2 separate regions of the Homo sapiens genome follow, and region 1 is linked to region 2. The links are chromatin contacts, found by Hi-C or POLR2A ChIA-PET in ENCODE. All regions are on one chromosome and are shown on one strand. The core of a region is the stretch at or near the end of the contact, and the rest is flanking DNA. Distances in the headings are between cores, read along the strand shown.

Region 1 (2,700 bases), core at 108-2,607, 210 kb before region 2:
CCTTTGTGAAGGTCAGTGTTATGTATTTAATATATTTAAGAAAACGTTGCATTTATAACTCATTCATTCCTTGCCAAAGTATCCGTGGTTCCAGGAGAAAGAGCCAACGCGGCTATATTTGCCCCGCAGACAAGTAAGTGTTTCGTTGCCATTGGGTTCACGACATGCAGGTGCATAACATTCTCTGCCTGCACTTTCCGGGCCTTACTTACCATTCTTCCTTTCTATCGCATCTCCTTTCTTTCATTCCTTAAGCCTGTGGGAATCCTGCCACCAAGCCCTCTGATGGGAAAATGCGTCCACTGTTTTCTTTAGCTGAAAACTACCCCTAAACTACTGAAGGGGAAAGCCCAGCGCTGGGGAACCGGTGTCCGCCAGGGGGAGCCGTGGTTTCTGTCTGGGGACGCAGCGCTCCGGGCCAGCACCTGGCTGCGACGGCTGCGCGGGGACGCAGTGCGCGCGCCTCACGCGCCGCGAGCTGACTCAGGCTTGCAGGTTGCAGCGGCGCTCGCCTGCCTGGGCGCTGCGGCTCGCGGGGTGCCGGCCTGCAGCCAGGGGCACGGGGCCTGGCGCAGAGCCAGGCGACGAGCGACGGGGGCTTGAACCAGCTTGGGCCCCGCGACCTGCCCCGGCCGGGGGTGGACGGCGCGGCGCCGGGCAGCGAGCACCTGGGCGGGGACGCGCTCGGTGAACGGGGTCACAGAGTCACTAATGGCTCCCGCCACCCCCGCCGCCGCCGCCGCCTCCCGCAGCCGCCCGCGCGGCGGAGGAAATGGACCTGCCAGAGGATTGATCTCCCTGGGAAATGGCTGCGTCGGCGCTGCGGTTCCAAGGAGTCTGGCAGCCTCGCTGCAGTGTCCTTCCAGAGCCATCCCCTGCAGCCCTCGTGCCTCTCTGCCCTTTTTTTCCTCTTACAAAAACAAAATGTTTCTAAATTTCCAGCCAGGGGGCCCTATCCTCAATAGATCTGTCATTCACTGGGGCCCTTGAAATCATGGGTCATTGCAAGCAATTTTCTAAACTTCGTTTTTAGCTGGGGAAACTCCCCAGGGTCTGTGGTCAAGGGAGAGCAGGGGTATTTAAAAGCTGACCCTTGTAACCCACTGCTCTCCCTTCTCCTTTGAAGATAAAGGGAGGGCGGGGTTCTGAACACTGACTCGAGGAAGTTTGGGAATTCTCGTGCCCACGTTCCTGCTAAGGAGTGGCTAGTGGAGCGTGAGAGCAGTTACTGTGAGCCAGACCCGTGCTAAGCCCCACATTGAAGGCATTTCGTGCTCCAAGGAATCCGATCACTCTCATTTTACAGAGGACAAAATCAGGGCTCAGCGAGGCCTGGTCATTTGCCAAAGCTTACACACCTAGGCTCTGCCAGAGGCACCCTTGTCACTTAACTCCCCGACTGAGTCCCCTTAACCTCCACCCAGAGAGGAGAGGTTCCCGGAGTGGTTTAAGAGATAACAACTCCCCTATTGACGGGGGCGAGGAGTAGGCAAAGTGGGATCCCCAAGCCATTGCCAGAGACTTCCGGGTTCAAGAGTGGTTCAAGAGTCCTTGTGTACAAAAAGAGCAGATAAAGAGTTTGCTTCAGGCACTCTCAGCATCAAAGTCACCTAACATTTGCCCAGCTTAGGGGGTGGGGGGAGTTTGGGGGGTATATCAGTTTGCTAGGCATAGTATAATATCATAGACTGGGTGGCTTAGACAACAGACATAGATGTTCTCACTGTTCTGGAGGCTGGACGTCCGAGATAAAGATGTAGTCCGGGCGTGTTTCTCCAGGGCCTCCTTGGCTGCCTTTTGCTGTGTGCTCACATGGGTTTTCCTCTGTGCATGCACTTGTCTATGTCCAGATTTCCTCTTTGTATGAGGACACCAGTCAGATGGGATTAGGGCCTACTCTAAGACCTCATCTTAACTTAATTAACTCTGTAAAGCTCTTATCTCCAAATACAGTTACATTCTGAGGCACTAGACGGCAACAGGATTTTTTGGGGGGGGGTGGGGAGAGGGGTAAAATTCAGCCCTAAGAGGGGTCCAAATAAATGTTACTTGTAAGATACCACACCTTGAAAAATGTGTGTTCCTATTCCGTATGTAAATCAGTCAGGTTTTTATTTTTGCACATAAACATCTTTCCGAAGAACAGAGAGCCCTGAGAAAAATGCCCAAGCACTCTGTACTCTGTCTATTCATTGTTTTTTAGGAGTCATGAGTCTTTGGTTTGGCTCAAGCAAAATCATGTGTGAAATCCAATAAATGGGAAGTCTTTATTGCTCAACCGCTTTTGAAAAATATCTATCATTGAGGCCAGTTTTTTTTTTTCTCCTGTCAGGTCTCATGATTTTCTACTGAAACCAACTCTGGAGTAAAAGGCTTACGTTGGCAGGAGAGTGTAGTACCTAAGGGCGGACGCTAGATGACGCCCCGGGTAGAGGCAGGGAGGAAACAAAATGTCTGCAGCCTCAGCTCAGGCTTTGATTCGGCTGGAATGCGTTCATTCATTCTTGAAGTTGGAGTTTTTCAATCAAAATGAAACCTACTGCTCTGACTCTAATGGAAAAGTCAGGGTTTTGTTTTGTTTTGTTTTTTAATGGTAATGAGCAGTATGTGATCTAATCGAGGAATTATAATTGATCGATGCTAAAGTGATTATTACCAGGAGCTCTCGTTTTTCTGTTAGACATCTTCAGTGGCTGTTCT
Region 2 (2,700 bases), core at 177-2,676:
TGGGTGCGGGTGTGTGGCCAGTCCTCAAAGCAGTGGTTCTGAAAGCATGGGTCCAGAACTAGAAGCACAGGCATCACCTGAGAACTTCTTAGAGATGCAAATTCTCAGAGTCAACCCCTAGACTGCAGAATTGAAGTCTCCAGGGGTGTGGCTCAGCAATGTGCATTTTAACAAGCCCTCCAGATGATTCCTGTAACTGCTAAAGTTCGAGGACCACAGGTGTTATGCATGGGTGTGTTGCAGTGGAGCTGGAAAGGAATTGCTGTTAAGTATTTCAGCTGGGCACAGTGGCTCACAACTGTGATCCCAGTACTTTGGGAGGCTAAGGTGGGAGGATTGTTTGAACCAGAAGTTCGAGGCCAGTGTGGGCAACATGGCAAGACCCCCATCTCTAAAAACATTATTTTTTTTTTTAAAAAAAAAAAAAAGGACAGTAGTGTGTGAGGTGGGCCTGGTGGCTCATGCCTATAATTTTAGCACTTTGGGAGGCCAAGGCAGGAGGACTGCTTGAGCTCAGGAGTTTAAGATCAACCTGGGCTACACAGTGAGACCTTGTCTCCACAAAAAATAAACAAAATTAGCCACGATGGTGGTATACACCTCTGGTCCTCTACTCAAGAGGCTGAGGTGAGAGCATCACTTGAGCCCCAGAAGTCAAGGCTACAGTGAGCTATGAGCCATTATTGTGCCACCACACTCCAGCCTGGGTGTCAGAGCGAGAGCTTATCTCTACAAAAAAAAAAAGAACAATAGTGTGTGGAAGAAGCTCATTGTTCTAGGGAAGCACAGAGTGCAAGGCAACTCCATCACCCCATGGAGAGGACTTTCCACAGCCTATTTCTTTGCACTGAATGATTCCACTCTTAGGATGAAATGTGCAGTCTTCTTGATCCAATATTGTATTGATTTGAAGTGTCCATTCCAAGTGGCTTCCAGAAGGAAGTAAAACAACTCAAATTAAAAAATATCTCCATTCTTTCTTGCTTATGTTCTTTGATCAAGTTGTCTTTGTGCTCTTATGAAATGGCTACAGCCCAGTCCTCACAGCCCAACATAAGTTTGCCAAAAGATACTCTGGGAATCCTAAATGGTTATCAATGATGTCACCTGATAGGCAGCATTAGATGTCCACACGATGCACTTAGAACAAACACTTCCTACATACAATGACACTCATTTTCTTTCGTTTTCCTCTTCTCTTCTTTTTTCCTCCCTACATCATCTTTAGCTGAGAAGGTAGTAATGCTGCAGACGAGCTCTCCTTATCAAATGTATCAGGCCTGGACACAGCTGTGTGGGAAGCAAGGCTGCTTGCGATGTCAGCCGCCTCCAGGATCTCCTGGGTCAAAAGGACTTATTTTGCAGTTGAATCTGTTGTGTCTCATGTTTTTCTGCTTCTCTGGAGAGGAATGCCCAAAGAGGCGTGGCTGAGAGGTTAACCACAGTTATGCAGACAACAGCTGGCTGCTTTTCTCATCGCTTCCTAAGGGTTTAATTTTGGATCCTGTCCAAATAGCTATGTTTTGGATAGAAAGTGGGAAAACAGCCCAATTGAGATTGCTTTAGTTGCCTATATGATGGACATCATCCTCATAGGTTTCAACTGGAGGCTTGAGGTTATGTTTTCAATGACTAATATATGTCTTTATTTAAATTCCATCACAGGAAAACCTAATACCTGCTAGTCACAGCTGTTGAAAATTGTATAACTACAGTCTACCATTAATCGAATGCTTGCAATGTGCTAGGCGTTATGTTGATATTTCCTGCTATAACCACATGTCAACTATCTAAAGGAGGTTTTATTACCCCATTTTGCAGCTATGGAAACTGAAGCTGAGAGAGATTAAGTAATTTGTTCAGGGTTATATAGCAAGTAAGTTGCAAGATTGGAATTTGATTCAGGTGTGTCTGACTCCACCCTGTTATGGCGTCTCTCTGATATCCCTGTAGTGAAGGGATAAAATGATGACATTCATTTGGTTAAAGAACACTGATTCCGTCTTCTAGAAATGTGCTCTGGCCAGGCTCAGACACAGCATTCTAGACCAATGACTGCATCACTGATTTCTTATCAGCCTAAAGCTGATCAAATTGCAGGGGAATTTACTGATAAATGATAGATTCCAGAGCTGGCAAACAGGTTTTTCGCGCCAATTCTGATTATTTTTTCATGCACGCATGAAGTGCTGTGTTGAGAAAGTGTCTGAGGCCACATGTGAGCCCAGGGGCAAGGTGTACTCTGATGGATAAGGTGACATCTGGCCTGGCATCAAGAGAGGCAACTACAGAGGATATGATAAATATTTTGTAATATTTGATATATTGAATTGGGTGCCAAGTGTCCTAAAATTTAGGCTCAGACCTTGAATTTAGATTTTATAATAATTGCCATTGAAAATTAAGTATCATAAAAATGCGCTCAGTAAAATGTGGTGTTACCTCATCAGTTCTGTGTGATGTGGGAGATGATGAAACACCACAATAGATTGGATTAGAATTGATGCAAGCATGCTTCATTCTAAGGAAACCTACACTCAAAAGATTACAAATTATGAGATTCTCAACCTTACAAAAGGATTACTGGGATGCTTTTAAAGAGTAACATCACCTCAGCACTACCCCAAACACACCCAATGCATGCAAAGAGTCTTTCATGATCCCATTCAAGATGGAAGAGGGAGTCAGAATAAGAAACTA

What was found. Hi-C counts contacts between places; a loop is a spot of excess contacts on that map. ChIA-PET counts read pairs that join two places held with the same protein, here RNA polymerase II (POLR2A). Pooled maps may share reads with other maps.
Region 1: a loop to region 2 is called in a pooled map, with 4 times the contacts of the local background. The contact joins two enhancer-like sites. A Hi-C loop is called at or near these places in 6 of 50 pooled maps. POLR2A ChIA-PET finds 5 or more read pairs at or near these places in 2 of 52 experiments (A673 and MCF 10A).

Annotation. Positions count from the first base shown.
Region 1 is chr13:30,112,853-30,115,552 of GRCh38, reverse strand. No RefSeq gene overlaps it. Among named protein-coding and RNA genes, the nearest start is that of LINC00365, 5.3 kb to the right of the region's middle. RefSeq lists a silencer at 410-759. Within about 2 kb of position 1,357, at least 26 of the 41 ENCODE cell types and tissues checked have a DNase peak (open chromatin) inside an H3K27ac peak, as active enhancers do.
Region 2 is chr13:29,901,202-29,903,901 of GRCh38, reverse strand. No RefSeq gene overlaps it. Among named protein-coding and RNA genes, the nearest start is that of LINC00297, 14 kb to the right of the region's middle. Within about 2 kb of position 1,426, at least 10 of the 41 ENCODE cell types and tissues checked have a DNase peak (open chromatin) inside an H3K27ac peak, as active enhancers do.